6 separate regions of the Homo sapiens genome follow, and regions 1, 2, 3, 5 and 6 are each linked to region 4. Evidence: chromatin loops called from intact Hi-C (ENCODE). Cell type or tissue: gastrocnemius medialis. All regions are shown on one strand. Region 1 has its middle 53 kb from the start of FLJ13224. Region 2 overlaps LOC124902913 (a long non-coding RNA gene). Region 3 has its middle 86 kb from the start of FLJ13224. Region 4 has its middle 55 kb from the start of LINC00941. Region 5 overlaps TSPAN11 (tetraspanin 11). Region 6 has its middle 100 kb from the start of DDX11.

Evidence for each region. Hi-C counts contacts between places; a loop is a spot of excess contacts. Peaks named below come from ENCODE experiments on the same cell type or tissue, not always from the same donor. Only the 100,000 strongest peaks of a DNase experiment are listed, where the experiment ranks them.
Region 1: it touches region 4 in a loop (14-fold over the local background); 64 of 110 quality-filtered maps call a loop at or near these places.
Region 2: a loop joins it to region 4, with 8 times the contacts of the local background. A loop is called at or near these places in 9 of 110 quality-filtered maps.
Region 3: it touches region 4 in a loop (4-fold over the local background); 63 of 110 quality-filtered maps call a loop at or near these places.
Region 5: a loop joins it to region 4, with 18 times the contacts of the local background. A loop is called at or near these places in 79 of 110 quality-filtered maps.
Region 6: a loop joins it to region 4, with 12 times the contacts of the local background. A loop is called at or near these places in 6 of 110 quality-filtered maps.

What each region holds. Positions count from the first base shown.
Region 1 is chr12:31,269,065-31,274,064 of GRCh38, forward strand. No RefSeq gene overlaps it. Among named protein-coding and RNA genes, the nearest start is that of FLJ13224, 53 kb to the right of the region's middle. In gastrocnemius medialis, CTCF peaks have their summits at 3,007 (motif pointing left) and 3,214; no DNase peak of the experiment used is centred here.
Region 2 is chr12:31,634,635-31,639,634 of GRCh38, forward strand. All of the region lies in intron 1 of LOC124902913 (a long non-coding RNA gene), which reads right to left. Among named protein-coding and RNA genes, the nearest start is that of ETFBKMT, 23 kb to the right of the region's middle. In gastrocnemius medialis, a CTCF peak has its summit at 2,205 (motif pointing left); a DNase peak (open chromatin) is centred at 2,227.
Region 3 is chr12:31,235,916-31,240,915 of GRCh38, forward strand. No RefSeq gene overlaps it. Among named protein-coding and RNA genes, the nearest start is that of FLJ13224, 86 kb to the right of the region's middle. In gastrocnemius medialis, CTCF peaks have their summits at 3,065 and 3,266; a DNase peak (open chromatin) is centred at 3,086.
Region 4 is chr12:30,848,435-30,853,434 of GRCh38, forward strand. No RefSeq gene overlaps it. Among named protein-coding and RNA genes, the nearest start is that of LINC00941, 55 kb to the left of the region's middle. RefSeq lists enhancers at 1-449, 2,898-3,247. In gastrocnemius medialis, CTCF peaks have their summits at 2,833 (motif pointing right) and 3,042; DNase peaks (open chromatin) are centred at 2,857 and 3,243; H3K4me3 peaks cover 785 bases; H3K27ac peaks cover 374 bases.
Region 5 is chr12:30,983,782-30,988,781 of GRCh38, forward strand. All of the region lies in intron 7 of TSPAN11 (tetraspanin 11), which reads left to right. All of the region lies in intron 2 of TSPAN11-AS1 (TSPAN11 antisense RNA 1), which reads right to left. Among named protein-coding and RNA genes, the nearest start is that of TSPAN11-AS1, 20 kb to the right of the region's middle. RefSeq lists enhancers at 2,314-2,363, 3,823-4,324, 4,325-4,824. In gastrocnemius medialis, a CTCF peak has its summit at 2,264; no DNase peak of the experiment used is centred here.
Region 6 is chr12:31,175,137-31,180,136 of GRCh38, forward strand. It overlaps the pseudogene OVOS2P. Among named protein-coding and RNA genes, the nearest start is that of DDX11, 100 kb to the left of the region's middle. In gastrocnemius medialis, no CTCF peak of the experiment used is centred here; no DNase peak of the experiment used is centred here.

The sequences.
Region 1 (5,000 bases), 420 kb after region 4:
CAGGTGCATGCCACTATGTTCAACTACGTTTTTTTATTTTTTGTAGAGACAGGGTCTTGCTATGTTGTCCAGGCTGGTCTCAAACTCCTGGCCTCAAGAAATCCTCCCACTTTAGCCTCCCAAAGTGCTGGGATTACAGGTGTGAGCCACCACACCAGGCCCAGTTTTAAACACAGAAGCTGAATTTCTAATTCCAGTCACAGTTCCATCATCAATGAGGACAAAAGAAGTAAGAGTGCATGTATTTAACAAAACATTATATTTTTCTTTGTAAGCAAATGACTAAAATTAACAAGAAATTACTGGATAACTGCCTCACTCATTTGCCATCACTTTTTCCAACTGCTGCTCCTACTGTCTTAATTACTTTTGTCTGGTGCTTTGCAGAACTGTCACTGCGAGGATTCATTTTGGACCTTAACTGTCAGATCACTTTAGCCAGGTTTCATCTCCTGCTAAAGATTCCACATGAAGAGATGGCATAAAGGAGCTGGTGGGTACAAGGCTCTTCACAGACATGCAAACCTGGAGAAACCATCTGTGGCCAGCATTCCTTGTTCATCTAAGAAAATACATGTTCCTTTATAATCTAGTTTTCCAAACATGGATCACCTCCTCTTCCCCTAAATTTTCTTTCCTTGTAGCTACACAAATGAAACCACTCAAGTTCCCATCTCTTCTCCCTGCCAGTGTTGCATCGGGCTGATAATGCTGGACGGGAGAAAACAAACCTCTTTGACTCTTCCGCCATCTACTGACATGGAAAACTGCCTATGCGGCAGTGAAACATAAAGAACTACCGGAAAAGAGGAGGACCTAGATGCTGAGCCCTGATATGGAAGACAAAAGACCAAGGTTGTTACTGAACTGGGGGATGGGGATGGAGAGCTGGATTTACAAGTGATGTCTTTTTAAAAAAAAAAAATATCTTAGGCTGGGTGCAGTAGCTCACACCTGTAATCCCAGCACTTTGGGAGGCTGAGGTGGGCAGATCACTTGAGGTCTTCTAGTACTTGGCAACATCTATTACTGCACTGCTAAGTTATGGAATCACATTTGTTTTCCCTGAAATAAGTTTTCTTGGCTTCTCCATCCACTGATAATCTCTCCCACAATATTGTGACTTGATTCTGTTCCAGGTGAACCTTTTCCTAGTATTTCTTGTATTCTTTATTATCTGTCATGTTAGGGCAGCTGTGGAGCTTCATTTTTACAACTGCTGAATCTAAATTTAACTGCTGATTTTCTACCATCCATTTTCAACCTTCTTTAAAAAGCCTGGTGAGTAACTTTATCTGTCATGGCCCATTTCAATGCCCTCAATAGTAAAACCGGCGAATGTGGAGACCCATCCTTAATGAAGAGACCAGTTTGGTCATTCTTACTATTTTCCATGGATTTTCAACATGATTAAGAAAAAATAATTTGAGGCTGAGAATTGTAGTTACCCAACTGAATGGAAGGCAAAGGAAGAAACTAGACGCTCCCAGGTAACTGCCCAGTTTTTGTATTTGTTTTTCCTTTCCACCAATGACAAGGTATGCTCAATAACTTTACTCCCGAAGGAGGATATCCCATTCTGAAAAACACACCACTGTATGCGATAAAGGCAGGGGGAGGAAACATTACACTGTGGGAGAGGGAACAAACGTTTGATCAGCGTGTAACAGAAAACAGTTCTGGCAACTATTATTTCTTCTTCTCCCTCAAATCCAGGAAAGGTCCATAGGCCATTTTCTGTAATATTTCACCAACCAAAATGATCTCTTGGACTTGAAAATAAACGCCCCCATTTCCAACCCTCCATCACTCTAAAATTATTAGTGATCTTCAGGTACTTGAAAAAGTAAACTTCTGGCCAGGCGCAGTGGCTCATGCCTGTGATCCCAACATTTTGGAAGGCCGAGGCAGGCGGATCACTTGAGGTCAGGAGTTTGAGACCACCCTTGCCAACATGGTAGAACGCCATCTCTACTAAAAGTACAAAAATTAGCCAAGTGTGGTGGTGCACACCTGTAGTGCCAGCTGCTTGGGAGGCTGAGGCAGGAGAATCGCTTGAACCCGGGAGGCGGAGGTTGTAGTGAGCTGAGATCGTACCACTGCACTGTGACAGAGCAGGCTCCATCTCAAAAAAAAAAAGTAAACTAAACTTCTTATTGAAATGTAATGCACAGAGAAGTATGCAGCTCTCTCCAAACCTTTTTTATCTCTTTCCAATTATTTTTTTAAAAAAGTATATGTGCCCCAGCATGCTTCCTTGTTATGAACTGTGCACAGGTAGGACTCTGCTAATATTATGTAAATTATAAAACATATACAAACAGGACAGGAGAGAAAATGAGGAAAAATCAACAGAAATAGGAGTTCTAATTTTTACTTTGCACACTTCAATGGGCCAGTCTTACATATAACTTTAGAAATCACAGCTTTAAAGACAGTGGCAACACGCTGCATTCACAACCAGGTTGACTGGAGGCTTTAGGAAAGGTTTGGTAGCTTCTGGCCTCAATGGTATGACATCAACTCAATCTCCAAAAATACACTGGACAGAAATCCAGCTGTCCTAAAAGTTTAGAAATGTGGCCACCATGTCTGTGATATCCAAGGGTTGCAAATCACATTGCATGTCTTTATCCGCAACGGCAGTCTTCTAGGAAAATGGCATTTGGGGAAGGAAGAAGGTGGATACAAATATACCTTCTTCCTCCTTTGTGATAATATAAAATTAATTACAGAAAAAGTAAGGGTTGGCTCTTAGCTGTTATTAAAGATTAAAATTATCTTGGTCAAAGGGAAATAGAAATTAGGTTCTCCAAACTTTTAAAACGTGTTTCTAAGGTTTACAGTTGAGGTGAAATAATTGCTTAGCTGACTGTGGATGAAGCAATGAAATAACTCCAGTTTTAACTCACTGGGTAACCATTAGGTAAGCTTCTGCATCTATAAAAACTGTGTTAAACTGGATGTGCCTACAACACTGAGTATGACGTGTAACTAGCACCACCTAGTGGACATTCATATGGCAATACGCGATAAAGGAAGCTGCATGGCCAGGATGGAAAAGTTGCTGGTCACAGTAGCAGCAAAGGGCTTAGCTAGTTCTTCCTGGCAGCCTCCTCAATAATTCATAGTTTACTGGGAATCATATATCAAATAGTTTTAGCTCTTCAGAAGAAAATGAAATTTATAATTAACTGCATTGCCCGGGTGCAGTGGCTCACACCTGTAATCCCAGCACTTTGGGAGGCCGAGGCAGGTGGATCACAAGGTCAGGAGTTCGAGACCACCCTGACCAACATGGTGCAACCCCGTCAAATACAAAAATTAGCTGGGCATGGTGGCACACGCCTGTAATCCCAGCTACTCAGGAGACCGACGCAGGAGAATGGCTTGAACCTGGGAGGTGGAGGTTGCAGTGAGCCGAGATCGTGCCATTGCACTCCAGCCTGGGTGAGAGACTCTGTCTCAAAAAAAAAATTAACTGCATTATGACAGACTTTTTTCCTTTTAGCAATTGAAACTGGCATCCCAAGGATGCTCTAGATACAGTCATAAAGATAATGCTTACTGCATCTCTCATCACTGGCTTACTTGGAAAAGAACAAAAAAAAAAAAGTTATAAAGAAAATCTGCCTGGACCAGGGGTGATAGCTCACATCTGTAATCTCCGCACTTTGGGAGGCCAAGACAGGAGGAAGGCCTGAGGCCAGGAGTTTGAGGCCAGCCTGGCCAATATAGCGAGACCCCAGCTCTATTAGAAAGAAGAAGAAGAAGAAGAAAATCTGCCTGATAAAGAGCTAAAGAAGCAGCCTCAAGCTGCTAGAGCCACAAGCGCCCCTGGAACTGTGCACTTAAATAGCATTGTCTTTAGCACTAGCATAACTGGGCAAAAGGAGCACCATCTCTGTAACCTATAACTTGAATGGTGCTTGCCCCCTTGGAGTTGTTCAAGGAGTCTAGACTGGCCAAAGCAGGCAACCGGCCTGGCTTCAATAACTATGCTTGGAACTTTGGGCCTTGAGGCTAAGAGGTGTGTTGTACTATTTCAGCATGTTTTATGAATTGGTTCCACAGAGCTGTTACAGCACAGCCAAATTTTACTCTTCAAAAACCATCCTAGGTATTTTATTCTCTTTGAAGCAATTGTGAATGGGAGTTCACTCATGATTTGGCTCTCTGTTTGTCTGTTATTGGTGTATAAGAATGCTTGTGATTTTTGTACATTGATTTTGTATCCTGAGACTTTGCTGAAGTTGCTTATCAGCTTGAGGAGATTTTGGGCTGAGACAATGGGGTTTTCTAGGTATACAATCATGTCATCTGCCAACAGGGACAATTTGACTTCCTCTTTTCCTAATTGAATACCCTTTATTTCCTTCTCCTGCCTGATTGCCCTGGCCAGAACTTCCAGCACTATGTTGAATAGGAGTGGTGAGAGAGGGCATCCCTGTTTTGCGCCCGTTTTCAAAGGGAATGCTTCCAGTTTTTGTGCATTCAGTATGATATTGGCTGTGGGTTTGTCATAGATAGCTCTTATTATTTTGAGATACGTCCCATCAATACCTAATTTATTGAGAATTTTTAGCATGAAGGGTTGCTGAATTTTGTCAAAGGCCTTTTCTGCATCTATTGAGATAATCATGTGATTTTTGTCTTTGGTTCTGTTTATATGCTGGATTACATTTGAAGTCAGTGTGGCGATTCCTCAGGGATCTAGAACTAGAAATACCATTTGACCCAGCCATCCCATTACTGGGTATATACCCAAAGGATTATAAATCATGCTGCTATAAAGACACATGCACATGTATGTTTATTGCGGCACTATTCACAGTAGCAAAGACTTGAAACCAACCTAAATGTCCAACAACGATAGACTGCATTCAGAAAATGTGGCACATATACACCATGGAATACTACGCAGCCATAAAAACTGATGAGTTCATGTTCTTTGTAGGGACATGGATGAAACTGGAAACCATCATTCTCAGCAAACTATC
Region 2 (5,000 bases), 790 kb after region 4:
ATGTCTCAAAAAAAAAAAAAATGCAATGACCACCAAAAACTACTCTCTGCAGTAACATGGCAATGAAAATAGATGCCATTGTTATGTACTTTAACTTCTACTATGATTATTTGACATGAGATTCCTTTCCTTTGCTTTCCTTTTTTTTTCTTTTTCCTTTTCCTTTCCTTTCTTTTCCTTTCTTTTTTTGGAGACAGGGTGGGTCTCACTCTGTTGCCCAGGCTGGAGTGCAATGGTGCAATCTTAGCTCACTGCAACCTCTGCCTTCCTGGCTCAAATGATCCTCTTGTGCCTCCCGAGTAGCTGGGACTACAGGTGCCCACTACCATGTTCAGTGATTTTTTTTTTCCTGCAGTTTTTGTAGACAGGGTTTCATAATGTTCCCCATGCTGGAGATTTCTTTCTTTCTTTTTTTGAAAAACAAAAAACAAAAAAACAAAGTCTTGCTGTCGCCTAGGCTGGAGTGCAACGGCACAATCTTGGCTCACTTCAACCTCTGCCTCCCAGGTTCAAGCGATTCTCCTGCCTCAGCCTCCCGAGTAGCTGGGATTACAGGCTTCGTGCCACCCCGCCTGGCTGATTTTTGTATTTTTAGTAGAGATGGGGCTTCACCATGTTGGCCAGGCTGGTCTCAAACTCCTAACCTCAGGTGATCCACCCACCTCGGCCTCCCAAAGTGCTGGGATTACAGGCATGAGCCACCATGCCCAGCCTTTTAAATTTATTTTAAAAATAAACGTATTTCTTACAGTTCTGGAGGTTTGAAAGTCCACAGCTGTTGGGCTGCATCTGGTGAGGGCCTTCTTACCGCAGCATAACATGACAGAGAGCATGACAGGGCAAGAGGCCATTTTCTTGTCTGAGAGTTTGATTTAGTCTAGAATCTGACCCCATCTTGACATAAACACCACTGGCTCAGATAAATATTAAGTGCAACAGTTTACCTAATTTAGTTATTTATTTGTATTCTTTTATTTTTATTTTATTTATTGAGAGGGGTTTTGTCATGTTGCCCATGCTGGTCTTGAACTCCTGGACTCAAGCGATCCTCTCACTTTGGCCTCCCAAAGTGCTGCGATCATAGGCTTGAACTACCGCGTCCAGCTAGTTTATCTAATTTAAAGACATCAAAATCTAAAGTCAGATTCTTACTTAGATTTGGTGTTTCAGATTTCAAAGAGATGAGATGTCACCAGATAAAAACTACTAGGTGGTAACCAGGCGTGGTGGCTCACGCCGTAATCCCAGCACTTTGGGAGGCTGAGGCGGGCGGATCACGAGGTCAGGAGTTCAAGACCAGCCTGGCCAACATGGTGAAACCCCGTCTGTACTAAAAATACAAAAAAAATAGCTGGGCATGGTGGCAGGCACCTGTAATCCCAGCTACTCGGGAGGCTGAGGCAGGAGAATCATTTGAACCCAGTAGGTAGAGATTGTAGTCAGACGAGATCTCACCATTGCACCCCAGCCTGGGCGACAGGGTGAGACTCTATCTCAAAAAAAAAAAAAACAAAAAACGACCAGGTGGCTCACGCCTGTAATCCCAGCACTTCGAGAGGCCAAGGTGGACCGATTGCTTGAGCTCAGAAGTTCAAGATCAGCCTGGGCTACATAGTGAAACCCTGTCTCTAAAACAAACAAACAAACAAACAAACAAAAAACAAACAAACAAAGCTTAGCTGGGCGTGATGGCGCATGCCTTTAGCCCCAGCTACTCAAGAGGCTGAGGAGGGAGGATCACTTGAGCCTGGGAGGCAGAGGCTGCAGTGAGCTATGATCGTGCCACTGTACCCCAGCCTGGGTGAGAGAGTCCCTATCTCAAAAAAATAAAACCAAAAAACTACTGGGGCCACGTCAGAACTGAAAGAGTTCTGCAGGCCCTTCAGAGAAAGGAGAAGTGAGAGTCAATTAACCTCAAGATTACATTTAAAAGCATTTTCCTCTTTAGTATAGAGGTGTGTTAAAAAAAAAAAAAGCATTTATACGAGGTATGTGAGGTATGTTAGTGAAACAGCAAAAACCTAATTATATCCTAAATAACTGGCACGCTCTAGGTTACAAATAGCAATTTGTAAAAGACCCATTGAATGAACACATTAAACAGCAGGTTGCTTATTCCTTCTCAAACCGCACTAAAAAATTCCTCTCTCGCATGTGTAGGTCCCAGAGCCAGACAGTTATGAGATGATGGTGCCCCCTGGTGGCCAATGTGGGGAGCCACCCGGCCAGGCGTGCTTCCTGGCTTTGTGCCAGCCATGCCTTTATTCTTTGGTTGGTTGGTTGGTTGGTTGGTTAGTTGGTTGGTTGGTTGGCTGGTTGAGACAGAGTCTTGCTCTGTCGCCCAGGCTGGAGTGCAGTGGCGATTTCGGCTCACTGCAACCTCCGTCTCCGAGGTTCAAGCAATTCTCCTGCCTCAGCCTCCGGAGTAGGTAGGACTACAGGCGCCCACCATCAAGCCCGGCTAATTTTTGTATTTTTGGTAGAGACGAGGTTTCACCATATTGGCCAGGCTGGTCTTGAACTCCAGACTTCAAGTGATCCACCCGCCTCTGCCTCCCAAAGTGCTGGGATTACAGGCATGGGCCACCGTGCCCGGCCAGACCATGCCTTTACTTTTGCACATATGCACAGTATTTCTGAAAATCAAGTGAAAAAGTTGGATTTATATACTCTATGTGAGTTTACATGTTATGGGGATTTCCATTTCCAGAGAATTAAAATGGATAATCAAATGTTTAATTTCATTTCACAATTTTCAAATATTTCTTTCCTTCCCTCCCTCCTTCCTCTCTTTCTTTTTTCTTTCTCTTTCTTTCTTTCTTTCTTCTCTTCCTTTTTTTTTTTTCTTAGACAGAGTCTCACTCTGTCGCCCCAGCTGGAGCTCAGTGGTGCAATCTCGGCTCACTGCAACCTCTGCCTCTCAGGTTCAAGTGATTCTCCTGCCTCAGCCTCCTGAATAGCTGGGACTACAGGCCTGTGCCACCATGCCCAGCTAATTTTTGTATTTTTAGTAGAGACAGGGTTTCACTATGTTGGCCAGGCTGGTCTTGAACTTCTGACCTCAGGTGATCCACCCATCTCAGCCTCCCAGAGTGCTAGGATTACAGGCGTGAGCCACTGTGCCGGGGCAGCAGGCCTTTCTTGACTGCAGATTTTCTAATACATGAAAACAGCCACCAATTGCAAAAATATATTAATTTTCGACAGGTACAAAAGGCACTTTGTGAATATCAGTATGCAGTTGGGTACACTTATCCGGAATTAAACCTGTCTCTCCTGGAGCTACATGCCACAGGCATCTCACACAGGGGCCGCTGTTCTGGAACACTCCTGTGAGCCAATAAAGGATCAACAGCTTCTCTTCAGGCCAGGCGCAGTGGCTCACACCTGTAATCCCAGCACTTTGGGAGGCCGAAGGGGGCGGATCACCTGAGGTTAGGAATTAGAGACCAACCTGGCCAACATGGTGAAACCCTGTCTCTACTAAAAATACAAAAATTAGCCAGGTGTGGTGGCGGGCGCCTGTAATCCCAGCTACTCAGGAAGCTGAGGCAGGAGAATCACTTGAACCTGGGAGGCGGAGGTTGCAGTGAGCTGAGATCGCACCACTGCACTCCAGCCTAGGAAACAGGAGTGAGACTCCATCTTAAAAAAAAAAAAAAAAAAAAAAAGCTTCTTTTCAAGAAAAAGCCATCCAGTGAATGGGTACCACTCACAAAATGAAGTTACTGTTTTTTTTTTTGTTTTTCGTTTTTTGAGACGGAGTCTCTCTCTGTCGCCGAGGCTGGAGTGCAGCGGCGCAATCTTAGCTCACTGCAAGCTCCGCCTCCCGGGTTCACGCCATTCTCCTGCCTCAGTCTCCCGAGTAGCTGGGACTACAGGCGCCTGCCACCACACCCGGCTAATTTTTTTTTTTTTTTTTTTTGTATTTTTAGTAGAGACGGGGTTTCACCATGTTAGCCAGGATGGTCTCGATCTGCTGACCTCGTGATCTGCCCGTCTCGGCCTCCCAAAGTGCTGGGATTACAGGCGTGAGCCACCACGCCCGGCCTTAATATTAAGCTTGTTTTGCTATAGAGTTGAAACTAATTTGTTTGCAGATTGGGCACAAACTCTCTCCCCCTGCAAAACCAAATTGTTCGGTAAGCCATGAGTTACCTCTTTCATCGACCTCAGGCTTATTTTGGCATATTCAATAGGCTGATTTAAGCCTTTGGAGCCACTTCTATAAGTAGTCTGTAAGAAATAACACACCTTAGCTGGGCGCGGTGGCTCATGCCTGTAATCCCAGCACTTTGAGAGGCTGAGGCAGGCGGATCATGAGGCCAGGCGTTTGAGACCAGCCTTACCAACATGAGGAAACCCCGTCTCTACTAAAAATACAAAAATTAGCCGGGCGTGATGGCACGTGCCTGTAATCCCAGCTACTCGGAATGCTGAGGCAGGAGAATCCCTTGAACCCGGGAGGTGGAATTTGAAGTGAGCCGAGATTACGCGCCACTGCACCCCAGTCTGGGGGACAGAGACAGACTCCGTCTCCAAAAAAAAAAAACCACACACACAAAAAAGAAATGAGTATCTTCCTTCTCCAATGCACCAAAGGGATACCAGTCACTATTCCTTTTCTTTCTACACTGAAGCTAAGAAATGCCTTTTTCAGTTAATCCACAAACAAATGATTAACATCCCTACTTTTTTTTTTTTTTTGAGATGGAGTTTCGCTCTTGTTGCCCAGGCTGGAGTACAGTGGCGTGATCTCGGCTCACTGCAACCTCTGCCTCCCCGGTTCAAGTGATTCTCCTGCCTCAGCCTCCTGAGTAGCTGGGATTACAGGCATGTGCCACCACGCCTGGGTAATTTTGTATTTTTAGTAGAGACGGGGTTTCTCCATGTTGGTCCGGCTTGTCTCAAACTCCCGACCTCAGGTGATCCACCTGCCTTGGCCTCCCAATAACATCCCTACTTTAGGCTACACCATATATAATGAGTTTAGTTGGTTA
Region 3 (5,000 bases), 390 kb after region 4:
CACTTCTACCCATGCTTCAGCCACAGCCCCACTTACTCCAGGAAGCCCTCCCTGATGAGTCACCTGCAGCAACCTCCTGTCCTGCAGATCCTCACCCCGTACTGCTCACTGCCTTGGCTGCTGCTCCCAATCACTCATATGCGTGCCCATGTCTGTCTGACAACTGGGCGCTCCCTAATGGCAGAAGCACATCCATATGACATTTCTCAAATGTTCCCTATAGTACAGGGAACCCAGAGCACGTCCAATGACGTTGGGATGTGAGCCTGCAGAGCTTTTCACAAATTTGCAGAACAAGCTGTGTCCTTCAGCATCATTACCTGCCCTCCCCCTCCGACTGAACCTGGAGAAGAGTCAACAGCCTGCTACCAAAAATCCCCCACAGCCCGGACTCGGATGATTCGCCTACAAAGGCTGGGGAGCACAGTCCCAGGCTTACTAATCTCCTCTCTACCCCATCCCCATTTTTTCCAGTCCCCAGAAAGTCCCAATCAATCTCTCAGCAAATTCCACAGGATCTGTCAGATTCAGATCCAGTCAACTGCAGGCCGAGTGCTCTTCGCATCTCATCTTATCTACTGCAGGAAGCAACCTGAGGGCAGCAAAGAGGAAGACAGCTGGTATGAACGGGCTCTGAAACCTACCAGCTGTGCGGCCCAGAGAAAGCTACCTAACCTCTCTGAGCTTCAGCTGCTTCAGCTGTAAAATGGCAAGTATACCGCCTTTCTCAGGTTTACTGTTGAAATCATGTTTGTAAAGTGTTTATAAAGTGTTTAGCACTCTTAGAAAGTACTCAATAATGGTAATTAACATGAAATTATCATACCAATCTCTTCAGGTAGGTATTATTGTCTTCTGTCTACCAATGAGGGTGAAGGTCAGAGACGTTAAGCAACTGGTTCAGAGCCACACAGTATCTGCTCAGGAGGCAGAGCTGGGGGTTCAGACAGAGCAGCAGAGCGTGCCCTCAGCCCTGGGGAAGTTTGCAACCTCAAGTCACAGGGACAGAGTAGCTGTGGGAACTTGGGTCAGGTACCTCCACCCCTCCCCAGGTTCAGCAGCTCCCCAGGAATCCTGGAACATGAGGCATGGCCTCAGCAAGTCTCCATTTGAGAGAATCAGCTGGGATCTCCCAGATTAAGTGTTGTTGCAGGCAGCTGGGCCAAACCGCCTGCCCTGGACCCTAGAGCTCATCAGATTGGCACCTGCTCTTCCCACACAGGCAAACACGGATGGTGCCACTGGCCGAACCCCGCCATCAGCCTTCACACAGTTGAGCTCACCAGGAAAGCAGAATCTCTAAAACTCCAGCTGCAGTGCAAGCCCAGCCCCCAGGGACACCGCTGTCCACATCTGAAATAGCTGGCGATCATCACGGGGTGGGAGACAGGATGCAGTGGGCACCTTCCACATTGAAACCCACTCAATTAAAACCCCACGTGTGGGGGACAGACACACACGTACCCATCACACCCAGTCTTACGTGTCCACTGAGACCCTGGTTACGTTAGACATGGCCTCAAAGGAAGTAGGTACTTTCACAAACATCATCTCCTTTGATCTTCTCAACCACCCTGAGGAGTATGTACTTTTGCCCCACTTTACAGATGAGGAAACTGAGAAGACATCAGGCAATTTTTCCAACATCACACAAAGGATAAGGAAAATGTTAGGATGCCAACCCCATGTCTCCAGGTTTCTTTCCACTACAGCATGCTGTTCATTTGTGATCTCGTTCATTCATCCATCCTTCCTTCCACTCATTCCTTCATTCACTCACCTATATTTTTCCCTAAACAGCTACAGGTCACCACTGTCTGGGTTGTTTGCTACTACCTTCTGCTGCTGCCTGAGAAAACCTGGGAGACTGTGATCACATTTTTTTTCCTGTAGAGCTGCCCGAATACAGCTCTTCTCAAAGCCTTGCAGCAGAGATGATACAGCCATCAGCAGCTGATCCTGGAATGAGTGTTGAGAGCAGCACAGACCACTCTACGTTTCTGCTCTGACCACAGGTCTGGCCTAGAATTTGCCCCTCCACTGCACAATGCAGGTAAAAACCTTTAAAAAAATAAATAAATGGTCTCTGAGCCTCCCAGAAATACAGCACTTAGAATGTTGTTTTTGGAGGGGGCATGTGATAAAGAATGGGAAAGATAATAAAGTAGCCTGTCACCCAGCTCACAGGCAGGTGCATGTGGCTGCAGGGGATCGTTTAGTCAATTTAATGACATATTTGTTGAGTATCTATTACTGTGCCTGGTACGGGATGGAGTGGGTCAGGGAATAGGGGAGGGCACAAAGGGAGTCAAAAAGAATAGAAAGAAAGCCGTCAAAGGGCTGATGGTCTGGTTGAGGGAAAAAGACAGGAACCATCTGCTTAGACAACACAGATATAAAGTGTACTTGAGAAATTCAGAGGATGGTAAGGTGCCTGCAAGTGGGGACACAAAAATTTCATTCAGACCATGGAATTTCAGCTAGACAGGGAAGGATGGCCAGAATTTAAACCTGGGATGGTATAGAAGAAAATTACCCAGGCCAGGCGCAGTGGCTCACGCCTGTAATCCCAGCACTTTGGCAGGCCAAGGCGGGCGGTTCACCTGAGGTCAGGAGTTCAAGACCAGCCCCGTCTCTACTAAAAATACAAAAAATTAGCTAGCCGTGGTGGCGCACACCTATAGTCCCAACTCCTCGAGAGGCTGAGGCAGGAGAATCACTTGAACCCAGGAGGCAGAGGTTGCAGTGAGCCGAGCACGCACCACTGCACTCCAGCCTGGGTAACAAGAGTGAAACTCTATCTCAAAAAAAGAAAAGAAATTACCCAAACTGCCTGCTCAACACCATTGCTAATGAAAAAGCCTGCCTTGGTCTCTCCTTCCCTGATCTTAGCTTTTCTTTCTATCTCTGCAAAGCCTCCGTATAGAAATCTGGTTTTATTGTGCCTGGTAAGGGTCCTAGTTCAGTTCTAAAACAATTAACAACCATGAAGGGACAAAAGTCCGAAGTGGGCATCTCGCTTATGGCACATCAGCCTCTAGTCATAGTCACCCTCAGACCCCATCTAGCGGCTGCCCGAATTATTTCATTCAGGGATCTGTGTGTTTGGCTGATAACCAGGCACCACTGGCCCGTGGGGTGCTATGACTATTGCAGTGTTAAAAACAAGGCACTTGGCTGGGAAGACGTCTGCCGTTAAGTGGCAGGCTCATGGACAACGGCCTCAAGGTATTTTTCCTTCAGACATTTGGTCCCACTTTGGCAAGACATCTTGGCATTGCTTGGGCAAGATATTACGCTCTGCTTCTTCAGAGCGTTGGGTGGGAGATACCCCATAGACAGCTGAAGGGACTGGGACCTTGGGAAATCACATTTAAAATTTTTGGACTTGTTTAAAATTGTTTGACTTGGTTTAAACACAGTTCAAAGCCCAGCTGAGGCATTAAGGGTTTGTCACCTAAGGTTGTCATCTAAAATGGGAAATGTGTGCTCTATTCCTCCTTGTGGCCCGGTAGGATGTATTCTGCAGAATTGGGCTGCTTTTAGCTTTGAGCTTGTGAAAAAGAAAAAGTTTTTTTTATTGCAATGCTTCCTGGCTATAATATTCCCTAGGACCTGGGGAATGGTAGCCAGGATTTGGATCTTTAACGTAAAGCCAAGAGCTAAAGAAAATTTTAGTTAGTTGTTAGTCATGGTGGACACATTTATTGGACAGGTGCAAGCCTTTCCCTGCCACACTGAGAGGGTTTCAAAAGCCTTACTGAAAGAAATTTTCCTCAGATTTGGGGTTCCATTCCCCATACACAGTGATAACGAGAGTGCCTTTATTGCCACTTTATTGCCACTTTTTTTTGAGACAGTGTCCCACTCTGTCACCCAGGCTGGAGTGCAGTGGTATAATCACAGCTCACAGCAGCCTCGACCTTCTGGGCTCACAGGATCCTCCCACCTCAACCTCCCAAGTAGCTGGGGCTACAGGCACGCACCATGTCTGGCTAATTTTTTTTTTAATAGGAATGAAGTCTCACTATGCTGCCTAGGCTGGTCTCAAACTCCTGGGCTCAAGCAATGCTCCAGCCTCAGCCACCCCAAGCCTGTTGATTTCACCATAATTAACCCACTGTCTAATTTCTCATTTTCTGACTCAACTACAAATTACTGCATAACAGAAAAATAGCGCCGGGCGCAGTGGCTCACGCCTGTAATCCCAGCACTTTGGGAGGCCAAGGCAGGCAGATCACCTGAGGTCCGGAGTTCGAGACCAGACTGACCAACATGGAGAAACCCCATCTCTACTAAAAATACAAAATTAGCCGAGCGTGGTGGCGCATGTCTGTAATCCCAGCTACTCGGGAGCCTGAGGCAGCAGAATGGCTTGAACCCGGGAGGCGGAGGTTGCTGTGAGCCGAGATCGCGCCATTGCACTCCAGCCTGGGCAACAAGAGTGAAACTCCATCTCAAAAAAAAAAAGAGAGAGAAATACCATTACATGTCCCTTGCTTCTAGGAGCTACCTTGATCAAGTTTGCCGAAGAAGGAATCATATGCCTCCCCTTTGTTTAGTTTACTATCAGATTGATGGGAATTCTAGATGCCCTTACTCTTATTACTGTGATTCCCTAACAGCCTGTTCAGGAATGCCTCCAAGCTGTATCTTGGATCGAGTTAAATTCAGCAACTCCTTACTACAAAGCAACACTCGGAAATAGACCTACCAGGTCCTTGGTTTAATCCAATCCACGAAGCCCTGCTACAAGATTCTAAACTTAATCTATACAATCTTTCTGTGTTCCTCTGTGCATCCTCAGAATATCTATTTGTTTGTAGGGGATAACAAGAAACCCTCTGGATGTATGAATGTATTGACAGCTAGCATATAGGAGGAACTTGCCTGTAAGGATACTCATTTATCCCAGTTTTCTGTACACAAAACTGCTGAAACCAAGCACTGGAAAAGCTCCCTAAAATTACTTGGTAAAACTAAATGGTCCACAACTCACT
Region 4 (5,000 bases):
CACCGCGCCGGGCCAGAAAGAGAAGATTTTAAGCTGAAAATCATAAAAGATAAGTAACTGAGTGAGGGCTACTCATCTTACTCAGTCCCACTCCTGCCTCACCAGATACTTTTTGCTATTTCTACCCTTTACTCTCAAAGTTCACCACCAAATATTAAAACTTCTTTTTAAAGCATATTTGCAGGCAGATTTTAATTATTCATAGAATCGCATTTGTAACTTTGTAGCTCCCCAAAGAGAAATGTTATATCTTGGTAAGTAAAGTTTTAAATGGAAATTATTCACTATGCCACTCTTGTAAGAACTGTTATACTCACGCTACTATTTACAATAGAACTACACACTGTAGCACCCAAGATGTGGAATTCTGGTTGTAAAATTCTAATTGCTGTAATATTTTGCCTAATTATCAACCTTATAACAGGATTGATAGTTGCAGGAAAGATTTAGTCAAAATTGTGTCGCTTATAGCAGGAGTAATAGTTGTGGATAAGAAGCAAGGATGAAAGTTTTACTATCATTACGTTTAATAGGACTTTTTCTGAAGGTTGGTAATATAATGTGCTCTAAGCTATAAAGAGAAGATTATAAAGGAAGATTTTATGTAAGAAAAGATTTTCATTGGTAAATACTTGTCCTAAAAGGAAATGACTGGTTGTTTAAAGGATGAATGCTTAGGGCAAGTCAGAAAGTTTAAGTATGTTGTAAGAGGGTCTGTGAAAGTCATGAAATTATTAAAGGAAAGGAATTGTCAAGATTAACATTAAAGTTATTTTAGCCACCCACTAATGTATTTCTCCCAAGCATATTGCAAGTTAGGAAAATGGCCTAAGCTTAAAGTTATTCTCTAATGGCAAGTCAAAGGGGAAATGTATGGTTTTCTCAAGGAAAATGTTTCTTTTATATTAATGTTTCTGGTAATGTACAGCGAGATACTGGTATTGCAATCCATGGTGTAACTAATAGGTATGAAACTCAGGGTCTATAGGACCCCCACTCACGGTGGTAATCTTAATACTCACATTCTAACCCTATATTTTAAATTTTCTTATAAAATTTATCTCTTTTCACCTGGAAGCAATCAAACTCCAAACGGTGCTGCGAGCAAAGCCACACGTGTTTGAAATGCTTGTAAAGAAATAGCACTTGAGCATCAGTTTATTTAGTAAGGCCATTTTTACTTCTTGCAGAAAGGGTACACTCGCCAGCAGTTTTGCCAGGAGAGTACACTGAACAAAGGAGACAGGGTCATTTATAACCTGACGCGTCCACCCTACTGCTGTGTCCAGTTTCCAATAGCTGGAATGGGACCTCACATTCTGTATTTGTCCCGATTGGCTAGCAACTTAGAACTTTTTAAAAGAGGCAAAGGTAGAGGAGAACAAAAGAAGGAGGAAGTAACTTGTGGAATGCTGGGAAAGGTAAAAACACTTTTAAATAAGGAAGAGGAACAGACTATGATCTAATGCTTGCTTGGACCAGTATAAGCATGCCAGGGCAAATATTTAGGCTAAATTGTGGGAGCTAAGAACATAAATTACATTGATTTCTTTATTATGGCTAGCAGATATTTAAGAATGTTAGCACAGGTCTTTGAATAAATTTTGCTTTTAAGAGAAGTTACTATTTATTTCTTATTAGACGGGGCGGAAAGTCTTTGAAGAGGAACCTCTACTTTACTTTTTACACATGGTCACGCCATTCTTCCAAGAACCCTTAGATAAACCTCAGGAGAAGGCACAACTGCTGTTCCCCACACAATACCCCTTTTCAGCAGGAAGTAGCCAGAAAGAATCGCCATCCAACACCCCCTGACAGCAGTTAGGTTTGCTTCTCTTGAGCGGGGGAATGATACAGGAGTTACTAAGAAATAATTTTTAGGCAGATAGAAAGGGTAAAAGGAATTCTCGGTAAGGCTTTTTCTTTTAATAAAAGCAACCCCAGACCTTTTCTTTTCTTTTTGAGACAGTCTCACTCTGTCGCCCAGGCTGGAGTGCAATGGTGCAATCTGGGCTCACTGTAACCTCTGCCTCCCTGGTTCAAGTGATTCTCCTGTCTCAGCCTCCCATGTAGCTAGGATTATAGGTGCCCGCCACCAAGCCTGGCTAATTTTTTTTTTTGTATTTTTAGTAGAGATGGGGTTTCACCATGTTAGCCAGGCTGATCTCAAACTCCTGACCTCAAGTGATCCGCCTACCTCAGCCTCCCAAAGTGCTAGGATTACAGGCATCAGCCACCGCACCTGGCCAAATCATTTCTTTTCTAACAGAAAGGCAAATTAAAGGGCCAGGCTGGCAAGCTTTGATATGCAAACGCAGGCCATTAGAAGCTGAGTCCACCCAATATGGTGATTCGTGCCTTCTTCTTGTCACCAGGTATGCCAAGTGTCATGGCCACCTCCAGGTAACTGCATGTGTTCAGGACATCAGAGCGGCCCACATTTGCACATTAAAAGGATAAGGTGGGAGGGCCGGGTTTTTCACGGGCTTCGTGAATGACACACCTGGTCAAACCAATCCCCTGGGCCCTCTGTGGGCGGCAAGCCACCCAGGTGACGAGGCAAGAGACTAAAAGCACAAGCTATTCCAGTATAATAAAGAAAATACTTAAAATAAGAATAGTTATATTAGGCATAGAATATAGATATGATTATATATGAATATTACTAATCATTAGTTTATAGCATTACTCTTTATTCTAATATTATAATAATCTTTGTTCTACAATTATAACCTAGGAAAAACCAGGACATACAGAGATAGGAGCTGAAGGGACATGGTGAGAAGTGACCAGAAGACTAGTGTGAGCCCTCTGTCACACCCGGACAGGGCCACTAGAGGGCTCCTTGGTCTAGTGGTAACGCTAGTGCCTGGGAAGGCACCCGTTACTTAGCAGATCGGGAAAGGGAGTCTCCCTTTCCCCGGTGGAGTTAGAGAAGACTCTGCTCCACCACCTCTTGTGGAAGGCCTGACATCAGTCAGGCCCGCCCGCAGCCATCCGGAGACCTAAACGTCTCGCTGTGATGCTGTGCTTCAGAGGTCACGCTCCTGTTTCACTTTCATGTTCTGCTCTGTACACCTGGCTCCGCCTTCTAGATAGCAATAGCAGAATTAGTGAAAGTATTAAAGTCTTTGATCTTTCTGAGAAGAGCATAGAAGAAATAATGACGTAAGCTGTCCTCTCTCCAGCTCGGCTACCTAAAAGGGAAAGGCCCCCTGTCCGGTGGACACGTGACTCACATGACCTTATTAATCACTGGAGATGACTCACACTCCTTACCCTGCCCCTTTGCCTTGTACACAATAAATAACAGCGCGACCAGGCATTCGGGGCCACTGCCAGTCTCCACATCTAGGTGGTAGTGGTCCCCCGGGCCCAGCTGTCTTTTCTTCTATCTCTTTGTCTTGTGTCTTTATTTCTACGACCTCTCATCTCCGCACACCAGGAGAAAAACCCACAGACCCAGTAGGGCTGGACCCTACAGCTCTATGCAAATCAGATACTGCCTCCTCCAGCCTCCCATATAACCGACCACTTTTCTGCCCTCCCTCTGTCTCTGTACAGGGGAGCTGTTCTCTTCTTTCTTTCTTCTTTCTTCTTTCTTGCCTATTAAATTATCCGCTCCTTAAACCACTCCGCATGTGTCCATGTCATTTTATCTAAATCAGCATGAGACCAAGGACCTGATGTTCCTCCAGTCATTGGAGCCATATCAGGGCCATTTACTTTGATAGAGAGACAAAGCTGGTTTAGTGATGGATAGGGGGCTTAGTCATTAAGGAACTCATTTTTGGACATGGTGAATTTGGGTATTAATAGCTTATAAAATGTAATGCTATCAGATCCATAACACTTTCCAGGAACTGTGGCTTTTTCACTGGGGTTTTAAGCTCCTCTGGGAAAACGAGGGGCAATGTTGGGCAGGAAGAACTCCCACCCTCCAGGAAGCCTGAGTGGACCATCCCTTCCCCAAAAGCAGGCTTCCTATCAAAGCTGCGTTGTCCTTTTCATCCTTTCTCCCTGCATGCCTCCATCCAAAAATAGAAGTGTGTTACCCTGCGGGTTCACTGAGCCTCCACATAACCACACATGTCAAAATCATGGAACACTGAGGAGGCCTTCTCAAAATATTTTGGAATTATCTACATTCAGTTTTAGTTTTTAAAACTTTAAAAAAATGCAATTGTACTTTAACTCACCTTACATCCTGATAGCATTATAAATTTGAGGATAATTTTAGAAAATGGAGATTATTTGTAATTCCCATGATATACTTTCTGGGAAATATAAGTAGTAAATTTGCATTTAATGATTAATTCCACTACTCCCTTAAAAACATAATATCTATGAGCAGTTCAGCAGTGAGGGACATTTAAAATAGAAAAAAAATCCTCCGTTAATATTTTTATGTTCCACAGTAGTAAAAAGGTGAAAGTTATTTGTTGGTCTCAATAAACGATGCTTGATCTTTTAAAAATCATTACTAAGTGTTTGATCTTAATATATTCCAAAAAGCTTCTCCTATAACTGTGCCTGGTTTCTGAAACAGATTCCAAGGAGACTATCACCACCAAAAGACTGCTCAACAACCACCCAATCTACGTTGTCACCCTTCTTTGATTGGATATTTCAATCAGTAAAAAGTATAGAGCACATTATTCATATATGTGTGTGTATATATGTATGTACATGTATACATACATATACATATACGTACACATACACATACATGTGTATGTATATGTATGCATACATATACATACATATACATATACAGACATATATACACATACATATATTCACACACACAGACATATACATATTTTTTTTGGATGGGGCAGGGGGCCTTTACTTGGGTGATAAGGTGGTCTGTGAAGGGCTTTAAGGGAAGGTCTCATCTGATCACATTGGCTTTCTGGTTGTGTCTTGAAGAATGGGTCAGAGAATCAGGAGGCTGTGGCTGCTGCAGGGGAGGGGTGAGGGGGGCCCAGGGCTAACAG
Region 5 (5,000 bases), 140 kb after region 4:
ATGAGGTAGTATAAGTAGTCTAGAGATGAGTTAAGGTATTATATAGGGGAGAATGTGCATAGGTTATATGCAAATATTGCACCATTTTATATCAGGAATTGAGCATCCATGGATTTTGGTGTCCAGGGCAGTGACTGTGTGTGTGTGTGCCCTCATCCAGCTGTCTCCCTGAGGATGAGCAATGCCTTTAGCTCCCATTTCTCCCTGTACCCTCTCCCCTAGCTGCCACCCAGGAAGTCAGGGTGACACTCTTGGGTTACTCTAGTCAAGGGTCCGAAGGAGGGGAGCCAGGAAGGCCTCCTCAGCGGCAAGGGCCCCTGCAGTCCCCAGCTCACGAACACGCCTGCTTCCGCTCAGCAGGAGCTGAGTGTGGGCTGTCCTTCTAGGAGTCTTGCTGTCCTGCACAGCCCTTCCCACTCCAGGGCTAAGCACCATCTAGAGAAGGGGAGGAGCAGAGGCTTTGGCCTCAGAAGGCCCAGTTCCAGTCCTGGCTTTGCTCCTAGGTAACCTTGAGCTACCTAACTTCCCTGTCCATTGACTTCTTCATCTGCAAAATGTGGACCATTTCCCCAGCTCTTAAGGTCTAAGAATGAGGCGATGCCTGCAACCCACTTACGAAGTACCTGGCACATAGGAAGGCCTCCAGAATTGGAAGCTGTCTTTCTCCAGTTTTCTGTAGACTTCAGAGGATTTCTGATGCTTCCTCTCATTGGGTCCACACAACAACCTGAGACCCAGGCCAGACAAGGAGTAGTGTTCTTCGCTTTTTGCTTTTTTTTTTTTTTTTTTTTTTTTGCGCGACAGTCTCACTCTGTTGCCCAGGCTGGAGTGCAGTGGTGCCACCTCAGCTCACTGCAACCTCCGCCTCCCAGGTTCAAGCAATTCTCCTGCCTCAGCCTCCCAAGTAGCTGGGATTACAGGTGCCCACCACCACGCCGCCTAGTTTTGTATTTTTAGTAGAGGCTGAGGTTTCACCATGTTGTCCAGGCTGGTCTCGAACTCTTGACCTCAGGTGATCTGCCCACCCCAGTCTCCCAAAGTGCTGGAATTATAGGCATGAGCCATGGCACCCAGCTGTTCTCCACATTTTACAGATCAGAAAGTTGAGACCCAGAGAGGTGACTTACCCAGGGCCTCACACCCTGAACCAGCACCCAGGTCTCCTGGCTTTGGTTCTTTGCTTTCCCGAACTCCCTACCATGACACACAGATCTGTGGGAAAGAGAAGCAGGGGACAGTGGCCTTGGCTGGCTTGGAGATACTTCCAGTGCAGGGTCCTTGGAAACCATGGTGCCACCTACCCACATCATCTGTGGGCCTGGAAGGTCTAGCTGCAGCCTAACACACTGGGAGGAGGGTCCGTCGCCTCTGGAGGGACCCCCATCTTGGTTCTGCCATCTACAGCTGTGGACCTAGGGCCAGTTCTTTCATCTCTGAGTCTCAGTTACTCATTTGTAAAATGGGGCTAGTTATACCTTATCTGCTTGCCTGGTGGTGGGAATTAGCAATATCCATGTAAGTCACTTGGCTCATGGCTGAGCAGATAGCAGGTGTTCAATAAATGATACCCATCATTTTTATGATTTCTGCATTAGTACGTTGTCTCTCAAAAAAAAAGCTCTAGCTGTTCCTTGGCCAGACCAGCCTGCTCCCCATCATTCTCACTCAGCTGCAGGGCCAGGGAGCCCAGGTGGCATGAGCATTGCCCCTCTATTGCACTTCCCCAGGGCAGGCCTTCTGTCCTGTGTGCTGAACCCCAGAGGAGTAGTCAGTGGGAACAGGAGAAGGTACGCTCAGCAGCACAGAGCAGTTGAACTCTCCAGAAACCTGTTACTCCAGGTGTTGAGGGGGCCTGCTCTGTATGGACACAGACCAGGCCTGGGCCACTCTGTCCATTTCTTCTTCACCTCTCTGGCCTTGAGAGCCTGTAGAAGCTGCAGACGAGGGCAGTGAGGCTGAGGGCAGGGAGCAGGACTGCGGATGCCCAGAGCCGACGGTCAAGGTAAACCGCACAGCTGCATAAGTCTGATATTGAAGAGGTCAGGTTGTTGAGCAGTGCACCTGCAGGCCTGCCACTCCTCCTGCCCACTCAAAACCCCCACCATGCAGTCTGTTCCTTCGCCGTTGCTATGGAATGGCTTTTGGTGGCTCTCAACCTCTTGCCCAGTTTTCTCTGCTGTGGCCCACTGAGCCAGCCCAGGAGCGGCCAAGCCTCGGGTTAGGGCTCCCTCTGCCAGCTGACGCTGGGCACTACACTGCTCAAGTCCCAGGTGGGTCCTAAGCTTTGAGAAAGGGCTCATACCAGTCTCTTCCCCAGGGTCATAGTTTACCTCCTAGAGAGCAGACACCAGGCATTTATCTCCCCTACATACCCAGCCTGGCACTTCCAAGACCCCCAAGGCTCAGGAAATATCAGTCCAACATGGTGTCATAATGTTCCCCAGCCCCCAGCTACTGCAAGAAATCTTGCTTGGGAGTTACAGGGCCTGATTTCTAAACATAGCCCCACCTCTTGCTGTGTTACCTCAGGGAAATCTCATTCCGTCTCTGAGCCCTTAGTGTCCTTACCTGTAAAATGGACAGATTGGATATTTGTGAGCCTTTTTTAAGTAGCAGCATCCTCTTTTCAATGGAAATATCACGTAGGAGCCCAGTACATAAACCATAGGAGGTGGAGCTGTTTCAGGCAGGGACAAGCCTAGCATGACGGCCTCCCCTCACTGCCCTTGGTGGCCCTGAGCTACACTAAGGGTTTCCAATACAGCTTGAAAGCTGTGGGTCTAGCCCATTTCTATGGAACCTTCTGGATCTGGTGTTCTATGATTTTTCAGTAAGGTTCCCATCGCAGGAACCAGTGACCTTGAGACTGATGTCCTGCAACACCTGGAGTGTTAAAGCAGATGGTTTGTGAACACTGAAAACTAAGCAGAATATTTAATGAAGGGAGCACACCTTGATTTCAGCCAGGTATTTGGCAATGCATTCCTTGTTACCTTGTGGACGTGTGGACCAGGCACTTGTATGCTCAGGAGAAATCAGGGCAGGCTGGATGGCCACGCTGTGAGAGAGAGATGAGAGTTCACATCAGCTTAGCGAAAAGTCTCCAGGAGCGGGCCGTGGCCTTCAGCCTCAGACCTGTCTCTTCATTTTTCTTGGTGATCTCAACGAAGACCCAGGAAGCATGCTAAACTATTTACCTAGCATTTCTGGTCTGTTGTATGATAAAGCCAGCATTGAAAAAAGAGCTCGTTGGATATGAAGATGTGCTGAAACGAAGGGTAAAACCTTTAATAGAGTTAAAGTCCTTGCACTTGAGCTTTGTTTTGTTTTGCACTTAAGCCTGTAACAGAGAGAGGGCATCTGCCTGAGTTACATGATAGGGTGCTGCCCACAAAGATGTGGCCTGGAACTGCACTGGTAGAAATCATGGAGAGAGTCAGGGTGTGGGAGGTGCCAGCTCAGGCCACCCTCCAGGTGGGACCAGACCTCCGCAGAGCCCCAGGGCAGTGGTCCTCAACCTTGGCTGCACAGTGGGATCACCTGACAAGCTTTAAAACTACCCCAGGCCTGTAATCCCAGCACTTTGGGAGGCCGAGTCAGGTGGATCATGAACTTAAGAGATCAAGACCATTCTGGCCAACATGGTGAAACCCCGTCTCTACTAAAAATACAAAAATTAGCTGGGCATGGAGGCGCGCGCCTGTAATCCCAGCTACTCAGAAGGCTAAGGCGGGAGAAACGCTTGAACCCAGGAGGCGGAGGTTGCAGTGAGCCTAGATCATGCCACTGCACTCCAGGGCGACAGAGTGAGACTCCGTCTCAAAGAAAAAAAAAATACCCCAGGCCTGGGCTCCCCGCAGCAAAATGAAACAAAATGGTCTGGGGCTGGCACCTGGGCATCAGTGTATTCGTGAAGCTCTCTAGTGATGCCACTATGCGGCCAGATGCAGAGGGAGTGGCAAGGGGAGTGTGGGGCCCAGAAGTCAGATGTGAGAGAGGTCAGGAGATGGGGAGCAGATGCAGCACCCTCGTGGTCTTGAAATGCCCAAGGCAGTCATGTGGGGAAAGGAGGGACTGTTCCTGGGAGGTTCCAGAGGACAGAAGGGGAACAGTAGGTGGAATTATTTTCAGGAGACACATTCAAGAACTTTTTAACAATTTGAATTGCTAAACAGTGGCCCTTGCAGAGTACTAAACTCCCTGCGGCTGCAGGCTGGGGCAGAGGCTGGGGGCCGGCAGGGATGCTGAAGGGAGAATCCCCTGCACTTGATCGGCAGAGGCCCCTCCATGCTGAAGTTCTGCATTCCGGGAGTGCACCTATCCCCTCAGCAGGGGCCCCCCAGGCTTCTCACCCACCTCAGTCATGGAACAGCACACCAGAGGCAGTTTCAGACCTGGACAGGATCATCACAGTGCTGAGGTACCACCCGATCAGACTCTTCCACCTGGAAAGGCCTTACAGACTACCTGGACCAGAGCCACCGGCCCTGGCTGCATGCTAGAGTAGAGTTGTTTAAATACCATTGTGGCCAGGTGCAGTGGCTCACGCCTGTAATCCCAGCACTTGGGAGGCGGAGGCAGGGGGATCACAAGGTCAGGAGATTGAGTCCAGCCTGGCTAACAAGGTGAAACCCTGTCTGTACTAAAAATACAAAAAATTAGCTGGGCGTGGTGGTACGCGCCTGTAATCCCAGCTACTCGGGAGGCTGAGGCAGGAGAATTGCTTGAACCCGGGAGGTGGAGGTTACAGTGAGCCAAGATTGTGCCACTACACTTCAACCCTGGGCGACAAAGCAAGACTCCATCTAAAAAACAAAACAAAAAAAAAACCACACACACATTGCTCTGGCACCCCCTCCACAGACTGGCTTGGATTGTCTGGAGTGGGCTGAGGTCTGTGCACGGGTATTTTTAAGCCTCCCAGCTGGGTCAAACATACATTCGGGGTTCAGAGTCCCCGGGCTCATCTTATTCATGCACATCTGAAGACATCAAGCCTC
Region 6 (5,000 bases), 330 kb after region 4:
TTTTTAAAAATCACTCTAGATTTCCAGAATAAAGAAAGAAAGAAGAAAAGGAGGGAGGAAGGAAGAAGGGAGAGAGGAAGAAAAAGGCTATTAGCAGACTCATTTAAAATGGAAATGAGGTAAAGTAATTGTAAAGGCCTTATCAGATCAGAGGGGGGCAAACCTACGCTATTTCAAGAGGGAAGCTGATGACAAGTAGATCAATTCACACCACAGACCTGCAAAATGGCTCAGCTCTGGATTAGGAAGTATTGGATATTAAGTCGAGCAGAGGTGTGGCCAGAAAAGAAGGCAAAAGTCAGGGGCATGTGGGAGTGTCTTTATAAAAACTAGTTAAGAGGTTCAGCTTCCCTGTAATCCCGGTACTTTGGGAGGCCGAGGCGGGCAGATCACGAGGTCAGGAGATCGCGACCATCCTGGCTAACACGGTGAAACCCCGTCTCTACTAAAAAAATACAAAAAAATTAGCCGGGCGTGGTGGCGGGCGCCTGTAGTCCCAGCTACTCGGGAGGCCGAGGCAGGAGCATGCCGTGAACCCAGGACGCGGAGCTTTCAGTGAGCGGAGATCGAGCCACTGCACTCCAGCCTGGGCGACTGAGCGAGGCTCTGTCTCAAAAAAAAAAAAAAAAAAAAGAGGTTCAGCTTCTCATTCAAGGATGCTTGGTATTTCTCACACCCCAGTATGGCAATATTATTGTTGACATGTTGAAGGATTTCTGTACCGGTTGGTAAAGAGCCACTTCCCTGAGCTCCCCAGAGTCCCCTCCCTGCTTCCCTAGAACCTCTCCTCCACAACCAGCTCCTCCCACTCCCACCACTTTGCCCCCAGTCTAAATGAGCCATGCTTGGCTTAGCTAAGGGCTTCAGTGGAATTATCACTCATACCTTTTCTGATGGTTTGGTGTCCATACCTTGCTGGTTTGAAATATTTTAATGTTTGTGGAAATGATGAAGGAAAGAAAAAATGCGAGAGATAATATAATGAAAAAGTGATAGAAATTGGTGATGCAGTAAATAGCACGAAAAAAAGAAGTATCAAAAGACTATTCCAGAATTCTAAGTTTGCAAAATGTGAGAAATCATGTGGTACTACTTTCATTCTTCACATAGATAGACTCAAACACCTTTAGTTCTCAGAATAATACACTTCAGACATCTTTGACCTCTTATATTATTTCCTAAAATAAGCTTAAATGTGTTTCTCATATCCTCTAATCATCCAGAAAACTCCTATTCATCCCACAAAATCCTATTTAGGCATATTCTCTTTATGTATTTTTTCCTTAAAAATATGTATATACATATAAATGTAAATATATAGGCATATATCTTTTTCCTAAACTAGTGGTTGTCAAATTTTAATGTGCTTCGGAGGACAAGATTTCTAACTTATTCCTATGTTTTTTTTTTTTTTTTTTTTTTTTTTTTTTGAGACAGAGTCTTGCTCTGTCACCCAGGTTGGAGTGCAGTGGCACCATCACGGCTCACTGCAAGCTCCGCCTGCTGGGTTCACACCATTCTCCTGCCTCAGCCTCCTGAGTAGCTGGGACTACAGGCGCCCGCCACCATGCCAGGCTGATTTCTTTTTGTATTTTTAGTGGAGACGCGGTTTCACCGTGTTAGCCAGGATGGTCTGGATCTCCTGACCTCGTGATCCGCCCATCTCGGCCCCCCAAAGTGCTGGGATTACAGGCGTGAGCCCCTGCGCCTGGCCACTTATTCCCAGAATTTCTAAATTATTCCTAGGTGATGCTGATACTGCTACTCTAGGAAATATACTCTGATAATCACTGTCCTAAACTCCAGCTAGAGTTAATCATTCATTTTTCTGTAACACCTCAGTGGCCATACATGTTTCGTTTGTAACACTTATGTAATTCTAATATATGTTTTGTCCCCAGTTATACTTTTTCTATTTCTTCTATTGTTACAATTGCTAATACAGCACCTGGAATATGAAAAACATTCAATAAGTGTTGGCTGATTGAATTAATTCATGTTTCATTAATTTTATATCATCTTCCTAAATCTCAATGAAGTATCATGCACCCATTTAGACAGTGTAAAATAATCCATAATAGCAATATATTAAAATCAAACTAATACTTAATATCTTTTGTGTGCCAGAAGTTGGGCAAAGGGCTTTATATGTATTATTAAATAATTATCTTGATGATTAGACAATATATTACAAAAAACTAAGATTCTCTAGAGGTTTAAGTGGCTTTCAAAAAGTAACACAAAGCTAGTACATATCAGAACTCTGGTTTGATCCCAGCAATGTCCAAATAGAAATGGGTAACTCTGAAGAAAGGGTCTGAGAATGACAGAGTGCATATGGGTTGTGGTGTCATGGCCTTTTCCCTCCTTTCTTAAAAATAGATACCAGTTATATAAGTTTTATCATTTATGTTAACTTTGAGCTTCCTCGTGGCATATAGGTACAGGGATTTCATTAGGTTCAAAGAAGTTTTAAAGAAAAGAAGCAATTTTGATTGTGGAAGAATATTTTCAGCTCATACCAAATAATTGAAGTCTGCTGTGTAGGTTTTGTCTTCAAAGTCTTCCATATTGAGAATGCAGTGCACTAGCACCCTCTTCTGCTGGTTGCATCTCAGTTCTTCCATCTCTTGGACAATCTTTAGGAAGCTATTCATCTTGGAGTAAAATCGATATGCAAAGTACTCGGGCTGAGGGTATTGAGGCAACACCCAGCCATGAGCCTGGCAATTTTCATTGGCCTTGTAGGCTGCCTAGACAAAAAATCAAAATTACGGGTATTTTAGGATAAAGAGAAAGGATGAGTGAAAGAATATTTGATAAGATGGTTTATCATCATGCTGCTTTATCTCTGCAAGAAAATTTTATAGCCATTCTACATTAAATCTAACCCAATTCCCCATTTTCTAGTTATACTCTAGAGCGACCACTATGGTTTTTACAATTTAGTCTATTCAAGTCCTACTTCAATAATATTACATTCAATATTTTACTGTATTCTTTACTATAATTATTACTTTTGCTAGCAAGTAGATTGCTATATCTCCCTCACTATAATACGAAGAACCCATGAGTGCAAACGTTTACCTTGCTACTGATAACATAATATGAAGTTTTGCTGAAAGATGGGAAAGTTTTTATGAAATACAGCAAGGAGTTTACTCTGACCATAGTAATTTACCATTATCAACACAAAAAGTCTGAGGAGTCCTTTAAAAATATCTAGGAAGGATTGATATTTAATTATTACAGATAGTAGTTTACTTCTCTCTTGAATATATCCAGAGAAATTCTTTACATTATTCCAAGGTAATAGATTACAGGGTTTCTCAAATATTTCCTTCTATAAAAACACAATTCTCTTTCTATTTCCTTAATAAAAGTGAAGCGTTGCTTATTTTCAGCTAATTCTCCTTTATACAATTTAGTATGTATGCTAACCTTCTGTCTTTTCCCGGGACTCTTAAAATAATTTTTAACCTACTTTTCATAGGGCCTATATTCTTAATATTTAACTATTTTTCAGTACTCTAGATTCACACCAAGGTGTATCTTTTCATTTCTGTTCCATAAATATAATTTCGCATAGACCTAAACCTTAGCTAGCCAGTGCAGTTTTTTGTTTGCTTGTTTGTTTTTATTTTACTTGCCTTTCGTTTAACTTACTTTCAAAGTGATATTTGGGTATGTAAACGTATATGTGTCCAAGAAAAACTGAGCGATGCCATTTACATCTGTGGTGTAGTTTCCCACGATTTTGTCCTTCAGATGCAACTGAACAACTTCATTTGGGATTGGAGAGTTGTCTGGATTAAGCAATTTAATCTGTACAAGAGGAAGAAAATACATTTCGGAAGCATGTAGTAAATTTGGGCATCCATTTTGATGGCATTTGCCAAGCTTCTATCATGGGGACCCCTGCTCTCCTTGGTGCGTATGCACTTCCTGTGTGGTTTCATCTATTCCTGTTGAGTGTATGACATGTACCATTAATATACTAATGAGCCTAAACTCTGTTTCTCCTGCCCACGAAGATCTCTGAAAACTCAGGCCCATAGAATTAACCATCCTGAGTATTTTTTATAATAAAAATGCTACAGAAACTCTCAAATTGGAATGATTTATTACTGTGCCCAACCTTCCTTTTTTTCTATTTCTCTTATTTATCTCAAAGAATACCTCAACCATTCACTTAGTCACTGAAGTCAAATATCTAGAGACATCTTAGACTTTTTATTTTTCTTCTCCCATAATTTTCAATTGTTGATCAAATATTTTCAATTGTATCTTTTTAACATTTTCTGTTTCCAACTGATCACGTTTGTTCCTGTTGCTATTCCTTGTATCAATATCTTATCTTTTTTCCCTCATACGTCTTCTATTTTTTTCTATCCAGTCTCTCTCTCCTGTATTGCTTTTGCTTGTTCTTTCTCTATACTGGCATCAAACCAAATTTTCTAAAATGCAAAATTTAGCATTATCCTCCCTAAAACATTGTAGTGACTGCTCTGATAGGCCATGGTTATTCGCTAGAAATCTCTTTCTCATTCTCTTACTAGTACAGGCAATGATTGCTTTAAAAAGTCCCTTCTGAAATTGTATGATTTGTAGTAGATACAATGCCTGCATCAGTATCTATGCCAGTTTGAAGCCTTTAAAGGCACCTTCTTAACAACATCTAAGGCCACAACAACCAGAAGAACTGTCTGAGCCATCCTTTTTTTAGCTCAGTCAGTTTCTGCAAAACAACTTCTGCTTTGAGCCTTTCATCTTATTTCTGCCACTTATCATTTTCCTGCTGGTCCAAGCAAACACAATCCTTTTTTCTTGCTCAGCATCTGTAGACTGATGCCTCATTTGCACCATCTACACAGATTTTGAACTTAGTTTCATCTCAAGGCTTGATCTTCTAAGAAAAATTCAACTTGTCTCAGCAATCCACAGGCCACAGACACGTGACACCATGCCTTTATGATCACACAGAGGTTTGCCCTAATTTT